Linked DNA regions of Mus musculus: region 2 is linked to region 1. Evidence: chromatin loops called from intact Hi-C (ENCODE). Cell type or tissue: heart. All regions are shown on one strand. Links, peaks and the distances in the headings refer to the core of each region. The heading gives the core; the rest is flanking DNA.

The links. A loop is a pair of places that touch in the nucleus more often than their neighbours do. Peaks named below come from ENCODE experiments on the same cell type or tissue, not always from the same donor. Only the 100,000 strongest peaks of a DNase experiment are listed, where the experiment ranks them.
Region 2: a loop joins it to region 1, with 2.1 times the contacts of the local background. A loop is called at or near these places in 1 of 42 quality-filtered maps.

The regions. Positions count from the first base shown.
Region 1 is chr8:69,993,126-69,998,956 of GRCm38, reverse strand. It overlaps a transcript of Gatad2a not described here. Among named protein-coding and RNA genes, the nearest start is that of Gatad2a, 22 kb to the right of the region's middle. In heart, for the core only: CTCF peaks have their summits at 2,262 and 2,610; a DNase peak (open chromatin) is centred at 2,396; H3K4me3 peaks cover 2,378 bases; H3K27ac peaks cover 2,225 bases.
Region 2 is chr8:70,127,673-70,133,272 of GRCm38, reverse strand. Rfxank (regulatory factor X-associated ankyrin-containing protein) reads left to right here. Exons shown (of 9, transcript NM_011266.2): 9 at 1-2,467. Nr2c2ap (nuclear receptor 2C2-associated protein) reads right to left here and starts at 1,946. Exons shown (of 5, transcript NM_001025586.2): 1 at 1,674-1,946; 2 at 1,265-1,355; 3 at 756-861; 4 at 619-686; 5 at 1-176. The coding sequence starts at 1,711. The coding sequence ends at 57. In heart, for the core only: a CTCF peak has its summit at 2,079; DNase peaks (open chromatin) are centred at 2,022, 3,592 and 4,652; H3K4me3 peaks cover 1,280 bases; H3K27ac peaks cover 1,092 bases.

The DNA.
Region 1 (5,831 bases), core at 337-5,336:
CCACAGCTTACCATTTGCACCCTCAGAGCTGAAGGTCTTTCTCGTCTGTGCCTTTTCATGACTTTGACTCACTAGGTTATTTGGTTACCTATTTAGACAAACCTGGGTCCTTTGGGGGCAGGGTTATAAACCAGGCAAGGACTTTGGAATGAATTAAGGGTCAAGCATGGTAGTGCACTCCTGCCATTTTGGCATAGGAAAGATGGCGTCAGAAAGAGGATTTTGATACCAGTCTGGGCAACAAGAGACTCTGCTGAAGAAAATAAGAGGGGGCTCCAGATGAAGTTCCACTAATAAGCTACAAGATTAGCACAAGCATTGCAGAAACTGGGTGTGATGGCACATACCTGTCATACTTGGGATGTCTATGCCTGAGGATCAGGAGTTCAAGGCCTTACTTGTAACTGGAGGACATTTAAGGCCACCTGGGCTACATGAGATCCTGCTTAAAAAGGGACAGAACTGGAAGGATGGCTCAGAGGTTAAGAGCACTTGGCTGCTTTTCTAGTCCAGGTTCGATTCCTAGACCCTACATAGCAGTTCATAATTGTCTGTGACTCCAGTTCCAGGGAATCTGATGCCTTCTTCTGGCATACAGTGGGGACACCGTACTTGGTTCAGACAAGCAAAGCAACCGTCACATAATATAAATACTTTTAAAATGGGGGAAGATAGTTGAAGCTCTTTTTGCTTTAACTTTTGCCAAATGATGTGTTAAATTTGGGATGACAGATTAGATTTTATCTGGAAGTGGTTGGGAAGCAGAAAGGGTTTTGGAAAGTTCCTATCTAGCAGAGAAATTATGGAGATGGAGAAACCAAGAGTTAATCAGGGAATAGTAGAATTCAAGGTCATCCTCAGCTACATAGTAGTAAGTCTGAAGCTAGTCTGGGTGGGATACAGGAGATATCAAAACACATCCTGCAGGCTTGGTGGGACATGCCTTCAGTTCCAGTACTTGAAAGGCAAAGGAAGGGTAAATCTTTTAAGTTTGAGAGTAACCTGCTTTACATAGATGTCTAGTACCCTGTCTCAAAAACAAAACAATGGGCTCAAAATGTAAAGGTTCTTGCCACAAAGCCTGAGACCCTGAGTTTGATCTCTGGGACCCACATAGAAAAGGAGGCCTAGGGCTGGAGAGATGGCTCAGCAGTTAAGAGCACCAACTGCTCTTCTGAAGGTCCTGAGTTCAAATCCCAGCAACCACATGGTGGCTCACAATCATCGGTAATGAGATCTGATGCCCTTTTCCTGTATGTCTGAAGACAGCTACAGTGTACTTAGATTATAATAATAAATAAATCTTTTTTGTTTTTGTTTTTTCGAGACAGGGTTTCTCTGTATAGCCCTGGCTGTTCTGGAACTCACTTTGTAGACCAGGCTAGCCTGGAACTCAGAAATCCTCCTGTCTCTGCCTCCGGAGTGCTGGGATTAAAAGCGTGCGCCACCATGCCCGGCATAAATCTTAAAAAAAAAAAAAAAAAAAAAAAGAAAGAAAGAAAGAAAGAAAGAAAGAAAGAAAGAAAGAAAGAAAGAAAAGGAGGCCTAACGCCTTCAAGCTATCCTCTGACTTAAACATGCTTGTCATGGCATGCACATCAAACCCAATAAATACAATAAATGCTAAATAATAAAGGACCCCTCCCTCCCCCAAACCAAACAAAATAAAGCCGAAAGAGCTCAGAAGGCAGAGAGAGGCGGGCAAATAGCTGTGAGAGTTCTAAGTTTCAGGCCATCCAGAGATACATAATGAGAAGGAGGAGTTGTTGTTGGAGGTAAATGGCTACAACTTGAGTAAAGGGTGAGGGGAAATCTAGGGCTGCTCCAGCTCCAGATCTCTCCTCTAGGTGTGAAAGCAAGTGATCTAGATCTAAAGGGTTGAGGTGGGGCTTCCATTCAGAGAGTTGCACGCATCCCAGTAGCATTCAGGAGATTTAGGGATGCTGAATCCCGCCACAATTCTCAGAAAAGTAGGTGAAGATCGAGATCGCCGAAGGCGTCCTCAGAACCGGACCAGCGATGCGAACCTGAAGGTTCTCCTCCGAACGGGCCGGGGACGCATCCCCGGACGCTCTTCAGAAGGTGGCGGCGGTCAGGGCCACGGACAGGACCAGGCCTCCACTAGAAGAACCTAGGAGCCCCAGCGCCCATGGGAACCAAGCCAAGTCACCAGTCACTTGAGGACTACTCAGAGGCGCCTGTCCAGGCCCGACAGCCTCCGGCGCATTGTGGGTGGGGCGCCCCTGCTGAGCACAGCGGGGAACCCTCAGCTCAGCCAGTTGTTGGCCGCCCGGTAGCCCAGTCGAACCGCCCTCCAAGGTCCCAGCAAGCGGGCCACGAATTGACGTGTCCTCCAAGACCGCACCCCTCACGGCATTCCCGCCCCAAACCTAAATCCCTCCCCGATGGCGAGTTGACTGGCTCTGGAACCCGCTCCATTCTCCCATTGGATGCTCGTCTGTCAGTCATCCTGTCCCGCCCCCTAGGCCCGTCCCAGCCACCGGAGCGATCCGGAGGGCCAGCCGGCCAACGCGCTCATTGGCTGCTGATAACTGTCTGTCCTGAGGCTGGCCACACCCCTCGTGGGGTGCCGATCTTGAGTGCCCCGGCCAGACTTCATTGGCCTGCGGCGCCGCCACTCGGAGAGACGTGCATCAACCCGGAAGTGTGAGAGGCAAAATCTGCCTAGCAACCGGGGAAGCCGGGCTGTGAAGCGGGCAATTTCAGTGAGAGAAGGAGCGGTGAGACCGAGCGGCGGCTCTGAGCGCGCCGCGGCAGCTCCTTCCGCCCGGGGTCAGCGCCCCGGCGCGCGCACGCGCACCCTCGCTGCCTGAGCGCGCCCCGCGCCGCCCGCGCAGTCGGTCCGTCGGTCGTCCGTCGTCCTGTCGCCACCGCCGCCTCAGGCGCCACCCGAGGGAGCCGTCGCCGTGGGACGCGACCAGACCGGACCCGAGCGCTCTGCCTGAGGTTGGCCTGGGGCCCAGCTGCCGATCGCGCGGAGCCGAGCAACTTCGGTGAGTGCGGGGCAGGCGCCGCTGCTGGGGTCCCCAGCTTCCGGTGCCCCGGGCTCCCCCGGCTTCCGCTTGGCCGGGCTAGTGCGTTTCCCTACTGGACTCTTTAGGGAACCTGCGTCTGAAGGCCCCCTGTCTCTGAGAGCACCCCTTCTGTGTCGAGGAGCCCCTCGGGTCTGAGAGTGCCCTTTTCTGGGGTACTCCTTGTTTGAGAGCACCCTCTTTTTAGAGGAATTAGTGTCTGAAGGTGCCCTTTCTTTATAGCACCTCACCTCTCTGAGGGTGCTCCTTCTCTCGCGAACCCCTGCATTTCCGCGAGTACCTTAGAAAGGGGGATCTTGTGTTTCTGAGAGTGGCCCCTTTCCGAGGGGGCACTGCTTTTTCTGACTCAACTTTGCTGAGGAATCTAACCTGAGGGACCCTTGTTTATCTGCATCCTCCCTCTGCTCCCCCCTGTGAACTCCTATTTGAGGGCGAACCTCTTTTTGAGAGAGCTTTCAACTCTCTCAGGGGAGTCTCTCTGGTACATCTTCCGTATTGAGAGGAACCCTATTTCAGACCTTCTACGTTCCCGAGGGGATCCCCTATTTCTGAGACCCTTACCCCGAGATGTACCCTGCCTCTTTGAGGGTCTGTAGTCATTCTCTGGAGCTACCCCTCCTTTCCAGGGTGTTTGGCTGCACCCCCTTGCTTCTGTAATAGGTAGCTTTTTGTCTGATGAGTGGCCCCCCTTCCTTTCTGGGATTTCTTGCCTCCCTCAGGAAGGTTCCACTTCCCTTAGGAGACACTATCTTTCTGAGGACCTCTTCTATGGAGGATGTTTCTGAGATCACCCTGCCTCTCGGGGAACCTCCTCCCACAATTTTCTGGGGAGGTTGTTTCTCCTGTTTTTCCTTTTTTTTTTTTTTTTTTTTTTTTTTTGACAGATCCTCTCTCTGAAATTCTCTCCTTGGTTTTCTGTCCTTATTTTGAGTGACTTCTTTCTTTTTCCAAGTTTTCCCAAATCTGATGTGCTCCTTGGAGGGTTTCCCCACTTTTCTAAACTGTTCCTAACTTGCAAACCTTACATTCTCTCTCTTTTTTTTTGGAGGGGGGAAGTGGGAGGGTGTCATACTGTGTAACTCTCCCTGGTGGCCTTGAACTCAGAGATCTGCTTGCAGAGGCCCTTGTGAGCTAGAATTAAAGGCCTGTGTCATGCCTGGTCTCTCCACATTTTAATTGTTTTGAGACTCAGTTTTTGTTACATTATATACCTTAGGCTGTCCTTGGATTAAGATTTTTCTAGCAAGATTTTCCTTGAATTTTTTTCTGAGACAGGGTTTCTCTGTGAGTTCTGGCTGTCCTCACTCTGTACGTGTTGGTCTGGAACTCAGAGATCCGCCTGCCTCTGCCTTTCCAGTGCTGGCATCAAAGGCATACATCCTTCTTTCTTTTAAAAGGCAGGATCTCACGGGGGGGGGGGGGGGCAGTTCTGGAACTCACTCTGCACCCAGGATAGCTACAAATTCATGGTCATCTTCCTGCCTCAGACTGAAGACTGACAGCAGCATTATAGGAGTGAGCCACTATGCCTGTCCTTTGTCCCCACTTTAGCTAGGTAACCCTTTTCCTTAGAAGAGGCACTGTGGATCCCTCATTTTCCTGAGGGATCCTGCAGCATAGGTGCTCCCTACCTACTTGCCTGGGATTTTTCTCTTCTTGAGAGTTCTCTCCTTCATTTCTGTGTGAGAGACTTATCATTTAGCTTCGGAGCCACTAATTTCAAGATTCCTCTATTTCTGTATGGTATCCAAATCTCTGCTGTGAAGGGAAAGACTTAGACATGTTTTCTTTCCTTTAGTTTTCTTTCATGACAGTTTTGGGGTTTCTCAGTTATCATTGTGTTTTAATTTTTAGACATGGTCTTTCACTCTGTAGCCCAGGCTGCTCTCAAAGTGCTCATGTATGTAGCTAGGCTGTCTTTGAATCATCTTGTTTAACCTTTCAGAGTGTTGGATTTTTTTTTTCATGACTTTTATCTTAGTTTTTAGAGGACTTTTGGGGCTAGAGAGAAAGTTAGGAGACCTATATGCAAAAACAAAAACAAAGCATTCCCCCTAATGTCTTGGGATTTGAGTGTGTTACTGTATTTTCTTTCCTTTTTTTTCCCTTTTTAATTTTTTGGAGACAAGATCTCTGTTATGTAGCCCTAGACAGAGGTCTTCCTGATTTGCCTGCCTCTGACTCTTCAAGCACTGAGATTAAAGTCATGGGCTACCTACCATACCCAACTTCCTTTCTTTTTTGATATAGGGTCTTGTCATGTAGCTTACTCTGACCTCAGACTTTTGATAGTTTCCCTGCCTTAGCCTCTTGAGTGTTGGCATTGTAGATGGGCAATATCCCCTACTGTATTACATTTTCCTGACATTTGAGGCCAGTGTTAGAAGACTGTAGGCACTGAGAGACAAGGCAGAAACATTGTCTCCCTATTATCACAAGGTCAAACCTATGGGGTGAATCCACTTCCTGCCCTGTCCATCTGCAGACAGAGGACCTTCCTTTCCTGAAGAAAAGAGAAGAAAGCACTCCTTTGCTCTATCAGGGTTTCCTGCACCACCCTGAGCCTCTGATTTACCCCTTGATCAAAAGAGGAGCCCCAGGTTGTAACCTTGGTTTGAAAGGACAAAAGCAGGAAATGGGTCATCCTAGGTCTGGAAAAGGTGCTATGGGGGCAAGAGACAGAGAACTACATGTCTGTAAGTTTTAGGTGACTTTGACCTGGCCCAAAGGAAGGGTTTCCATGGTGTTTACAAATCTCTTATGTATTTTTTTAGTGGC
Region 2 (5,600 bases), core at 159-5,158, 130 kb before region 1:
ACTTGAAGGTCTTCAGGGTGCCTCCCAGGGGGGCTTCCTGGAAGAATAGCCGCTTCTCACCCTGCCTTCTCACCCAGCACCCGCAGGTGGTAGATGACTACACGGCCAAAAAAGTCGGTGGTGTCCTCAAAAGTCAACTTCAGTCGGTCCACCTCCATTGTGGGGATGGAGAAGGTGTGACTTCTTGCAGTCAAGGAAATGGTGGTTTTATCTCTGACCCATCAGGCCCCACCTTCCCAGTCCAGAGACCACCCGATGGGCCACTGACTAAAGGCTCTTGATTCTCATACCCAGCAAGAAATCAATAGCACCTTTTTTTCTTTTTCTTTTAAATATGGGGGTCTCAGGTAACCCAGGCTGGCCTCAAACTGTAGTTGAGGCTGACCTTGAACTCCTGATCTTCCTGCTGCCCCTCCAGGGCACTAAAGCACAGAGAAGCAGTTCCTACTCCTGCGGAGGAGGTCAAAGCTTTGATTCTTTTGAGACAGGGTCTGGTCCAAGCTGGCCTGGCATTCTGGATCCTCCTGCCCCAGCCTCCCCAGTGCCATTACCACCACACCCAAAGACCTGAAGCTTGTAGAAAACCAGATCCCTCCCACCACAAGACAGGCAGGATATCTGAAGGGCATTGGTGTCCTCAGGGTAGAAATCTACAATCTTGCTGAGTGCCTCCCCACCCCGTGAACCTGCAATGGAGAAATGGGCTAAGAATCCAGGGAACCCTGTGGACACCCCACCTCTCAGCTTTCTTGTACCTTCCAGGCAGCTGTGGCGACTGGAGAAGCCACCCTGGAACTGCACCTGCAGCTGTGTGATCTGAACACACTGGGGAAACTCGAGTGACACCCACTGGGAGGGGCCCTGGAAGCAGAGGGATAAACTGAGGCACTTGGTAACTGCAAGGTTAGGGCCCTATGATGTTCTGTTCATCTTTCTTTCTTTTTTTTTTCCCCAAGACAGGGTTTCTCTGTGTAGCTCTGGCTGTCCTGGAACTCACTTTGTAGACCAGGCTGGCCTCGAACTCAGAGATCCACCTGCCTCTGCCTCCCAAGTGCTGGGATTAAAGGCGTGTGCCACCACTGCCCGCCTTTTTTGTTTGTTTGTTTTTTGTCTGTTCATCTTTCAAGTGTCACTGCCACGGCCAGCACAGGAAGGGTACAAGCACACTGTGCTTTCTAGTCTCCCCAGAGATCTCAAGGCACCCTGTAACCTTGCATCTTCTACACCCCTACACTTGGAATGAAGGGGTATAGAAGCACCTCACCTGGTCAGAGTTCCAGCACGTCTCTTCATCCTGGTCAAAAAGATGTTTCTTTCCAAATTGCCGGCTGTTGCGATTGAGCACAGAACTGACCCTGCAGGACAGGACCAGGTTAGGGGCCTCAACACTTGGACATCCTTGCTGTGAGCCACCCACCAGGCCGGCCGGCCCCACACCCAAGAACTCTGCTACCAACAGCCAGGAACTTAACTACCAGACCGCACCCCCAGCCAGGGAACAGATGCACCAGGCAACACACCACTTAAACCACGGGACTCTACCACCTGGCTCCGCCCCCAGGCTGCTCCAGGTTCCTGATTCTGGACCCCAGCTAGCTGCCATCTGGGCCTCGTCTCCACAACTCAGCTCCCAGTTCTTCCGCCCCCGCGCCCAGATCTACACTGAGTCTCACCTGCTCACAGTGTCCGGACAAACCAAAGACTGAGTCATCACAGTTCTAGGATGACTCGCGGAACGCGAGTTCGAAGCCCGGCGCTGCCACTCCCAACTTGATCTAGCGGCCACACTCCCTACCCCCGGCCACCTCTATATGACAAGGTGGGCGATCTGGGAACCGGAGGAACACTAAAAGCAGCTTTCTAAACCAACCGAGCCCCAGCGGCTCTGCAGATCTACGAACCCGGAACCGCGTGCGGATAGCGCACGCGCAGTGCTACACAGACACTGTTCCGTTCGCGGGGCCGGGGCGGGGTTTATGGCACCTCCCCTTCGCCTCTTAAAGGGCCCTCACACTGAGGTTTCTGGTTCTGTTGAACTACACACCTAGTGGCTACAAAATGTTCCCATGGCCTTCCTGTGATCATGTCTACCTGCAGAAGGCCTTGCTCGCCGTGGATGCAGCTTGGGAGCCCTGCACCCCATTGCCTTCCAAAGAGGCCAAAATAAATGTTGAAGAGGCCGTGCTACTGGGTGCATCAGTCACCCCCAGCCCTTGCGTCCTGCTCCGACCCTAAATCCATCTCCTGCAGGGCTTACGTTTCATGCTAACATGGACAGTAGCAGATCTGCCTAATATATTTTTGAGACAGGGTCTCGTGTAGATTTGGCTGCCCGGAATTTGCCTCGCAGGTAATGGCCGCCTAGACTCCCAGAAATCCTCCTGCCTCTGCCTCCTGAGCCCTGGGATTAAAGGCATGCACCTTCACGCCCCGTATTGGGATTAAAGTATATTTTTTAATTAAAAACACTTTAATGTGTAATGAGTGTTTTGCTTGAGTGTTTGTATACTATACATGTCTGGTAATTGTCCATCCAGAAGAGAACATGGGATCTCCTGTACCACCACTTCCAGTGAGGCTGCTGGAAACCGACTGTAGGTCCTCTGCGAGAACAGGAAGTGCTCTCAAACATTTTCCAGAGTCTACTTTTTGTATTACTTTTATTAATATGTGGAAGTTAGAGCATAACGTGTAGGAGTTAGCTTTCTCCTTTCACCGCATGGGTCCTGGGGATTGCATTTGAGTCATCAGGGTCAGCTACTTTACCAACTGAGCCATCTCCTCAGCTAAGGAGCTCAATAGCAGGCTGCCCAGAAAGTGCAAGGCACTGGGTCCCATCACCAGCGCGAAGGATAAATCAGTCTCTCAGCGAATGCTTTCCTAACATGTTATGGAAGACTTGGTCAAAGAATGGTGTAAGGTGGATTTCAGAGGATGCAGAGGAGTGTGTCCCAGTGGGAGCAAACAAAACCAGACATAGACACCCCAAACATCATGGGTTCAGGGATGAGTCACAGGAACAAAGAGACTGAAGAAGCAGGGAGACTTTCTAAAGGAAGGGCTTTCTGGAAGAGAAAGAGTTCCAGGCCAGGGATTAGCAAAAACATAGAATCAGGTGACACAGACAACAGGTTTGAATGAGAGCTAGGGAGCCACTTCCCACTGGTCTGCAGCAGCTTTGGGGAGAGGGTGGAACCCCAGCCTGCTCTCTGAATGAAGACTCCCAAGACAGAGCAGCCTCTGGGTTGAATGGCCTCTGATCTTTCCTCTTTCTGTGAGCGCCAGAGGGTTCCTTAGCATCCCACCGGTGTCTCCTAAGTCCGCCCCAGGAAGCAGGCCTGGCAGGGTAACTGGGTCACATCAGGAGGGATGCCCTGCCAGCCCAGAAATGCAGGGCCTTCCTTGCCAGGCCATCCAGCTTCAGCCTAGCTGTTTTCCAAGGCCATGCGTCATTAAACGTTTGGCTATGTGTTCTCAGACAAACCTTTGACCTCTGAGCTCAACTTCCTGCCTGTGAAAAGTAGGCCCTTTGGGTTGACGCCCAGTAACAATGACACTTGGGACACTAGGGCTCATAGACAAGTCTGTCTCTAGGCATGGACTCATCACTACCCTGCCAATGGCTGGCTGTGTTACCTCTATGGCACTCAACACAAAAAAGGTGGCTGTGGTGCCTGAAGAGACTGCATAGAATCCCAGCCGCCATCCTTCCTGTATTGCTTCTGGCCCTGGCATGAGGCTGCCTGGCCCCCTGGGACACTGCCAGCTCCCTACTCTCTTCCCGCCTCCTCACCCCACTGGCGCCTGGGCATGAAAGAGCCTCCTGTTTCACCAGGGAATTAGTAGCTCTGAGTTCCCAGTGAAGTAGCCAACATGGTGCATTCATCCCTGAGTCAGGGAGCCTGAGAGCCGCCTCCTTCCCGTCCCCCTCCAAGCCCTGAAGCAGGAGGGTGTCACATGGAGGACTGGGTCTATCTAGCCCATTCCCAACCCTGGACTGTTTTTTTTTTGTTTGTTTTTTTTTTTAGTTCTTTGGGGCTTTTTGGGGTTTTGTTTTGTTTTGTTTGTTTTTGTTTTTGTTTTCAAGACAAGGTCTCTCTCTGTAGCCCTGACTGTCCTGGAGATCACTGTGTGGCCGGTCTCAAACTCACAGAGATCCACCTGTGTCTGCCTTGCAAGTGTTGAGATTAAAGTCATACATCACTACACTTGGCTTTTCTATTTATTTATGTATTTGTTTATTTAATGAGACAGGATTTTCCGTAGCCCAGGATGGCCTCAGATTTACTATGCAGTCAAGAAAATAGTCATAAACTCCCAATCCTCCTCAGGTGGTTGGTGGCACTGTGTATGACTATCCACTATGACCTTGGCTATATTCCTGTACAATTAGAGGGGCACTATCCCTGAGACCTGGTTGTCTAGGAGCTTCCATCCACCCACGTGACCTCTGAGCCACTCTGCTGCCCCCTCACCTCATCTCCTGAAGCTAACTTCAGGGTGCCAGTAACAGACAGGGACTTCCAGGCTGGAGATGGGGACCTTCTAAATCCCAGAGTGGGCCTATAAATAGCTCTTTGAGCCTTGCAGATTCCCAGGCAAGGGTCCCTCACCCCAGGCTGCAGCACCAGCAGGTCTGGGCCCTGGGCCAGTTTCTCTTTTCAGCCTTGGCACCAGCTCAGGAATGGGTTTGGTGAGGCGCCCGAGGGTCAGCTTGGCTCTGGGACCTCAGAGCAGGCCTGTGAATCTCCAAGCAGGGCATCCCATCTCCCTTAGTCTCAGTTTCCTCAGCAAACTCCAAAAGGAACAACAAGATGGTAACCTGCTGGGTGTGATGAAGTATGCCTTGTCCTAGCATTCGGGAGGTTTAGACAGGAGAATCACAAAATCAGGCTCTTCCTCAGGTACTTAGGATGCTGTGTGCTAGCCTAGGCTGGTACTTGGCCTAAAAAAATACAAAAATGGTAAACACATGCTCATGTTGGCTTAAATTTTTTAAAAAGATTTATTTATTTATTTAATGTATGTGAGTACACTGTAGCTGTACAGATTTATTATTTATTTATTTATTTAATGTATGTGAGTACACTATAGCTGTACAGATGGCTGTGAGCCTTCATGTGGTTGTTGGGAATTGAATTTCAGGACCTCTGCTTGCTCCAATCCACCCTGCTCATTCAGGTCAACCCTGTTCGCTGTAATCAACCCCGCTCTCTGCTGAGCCATCTCGCTAGCCCGGCTTAGTTAAAAAAAAAAAAAGATTTATTTATTATTATATGTAAGTACACTGTAGCTGTCTTCAGATACTCCAGAAGAGGGCATCAGATCTCATTACAGATGGTTGCTGGAAATTGAACTTGGGACCTCTGGAAGAGCAATCAGTGCTCTTAACCACTGAGCCATCTCTCCAGCCCCTTAAATTTCTTTAAAGTTACTTTTAATAAGGGTTCTTAAAAGCCAGGCAGTGGTGACACACGTCTTTAATCCCAGCACTTAGGAGGCAGAGACAGGCAGATTTCTGAGTTTGAGGCCAACCTGGTCTACAGAGTGAGTTCCATGACAGCCAGGACTATACAGAGAAGCCATGTCTAGAAAAAAAA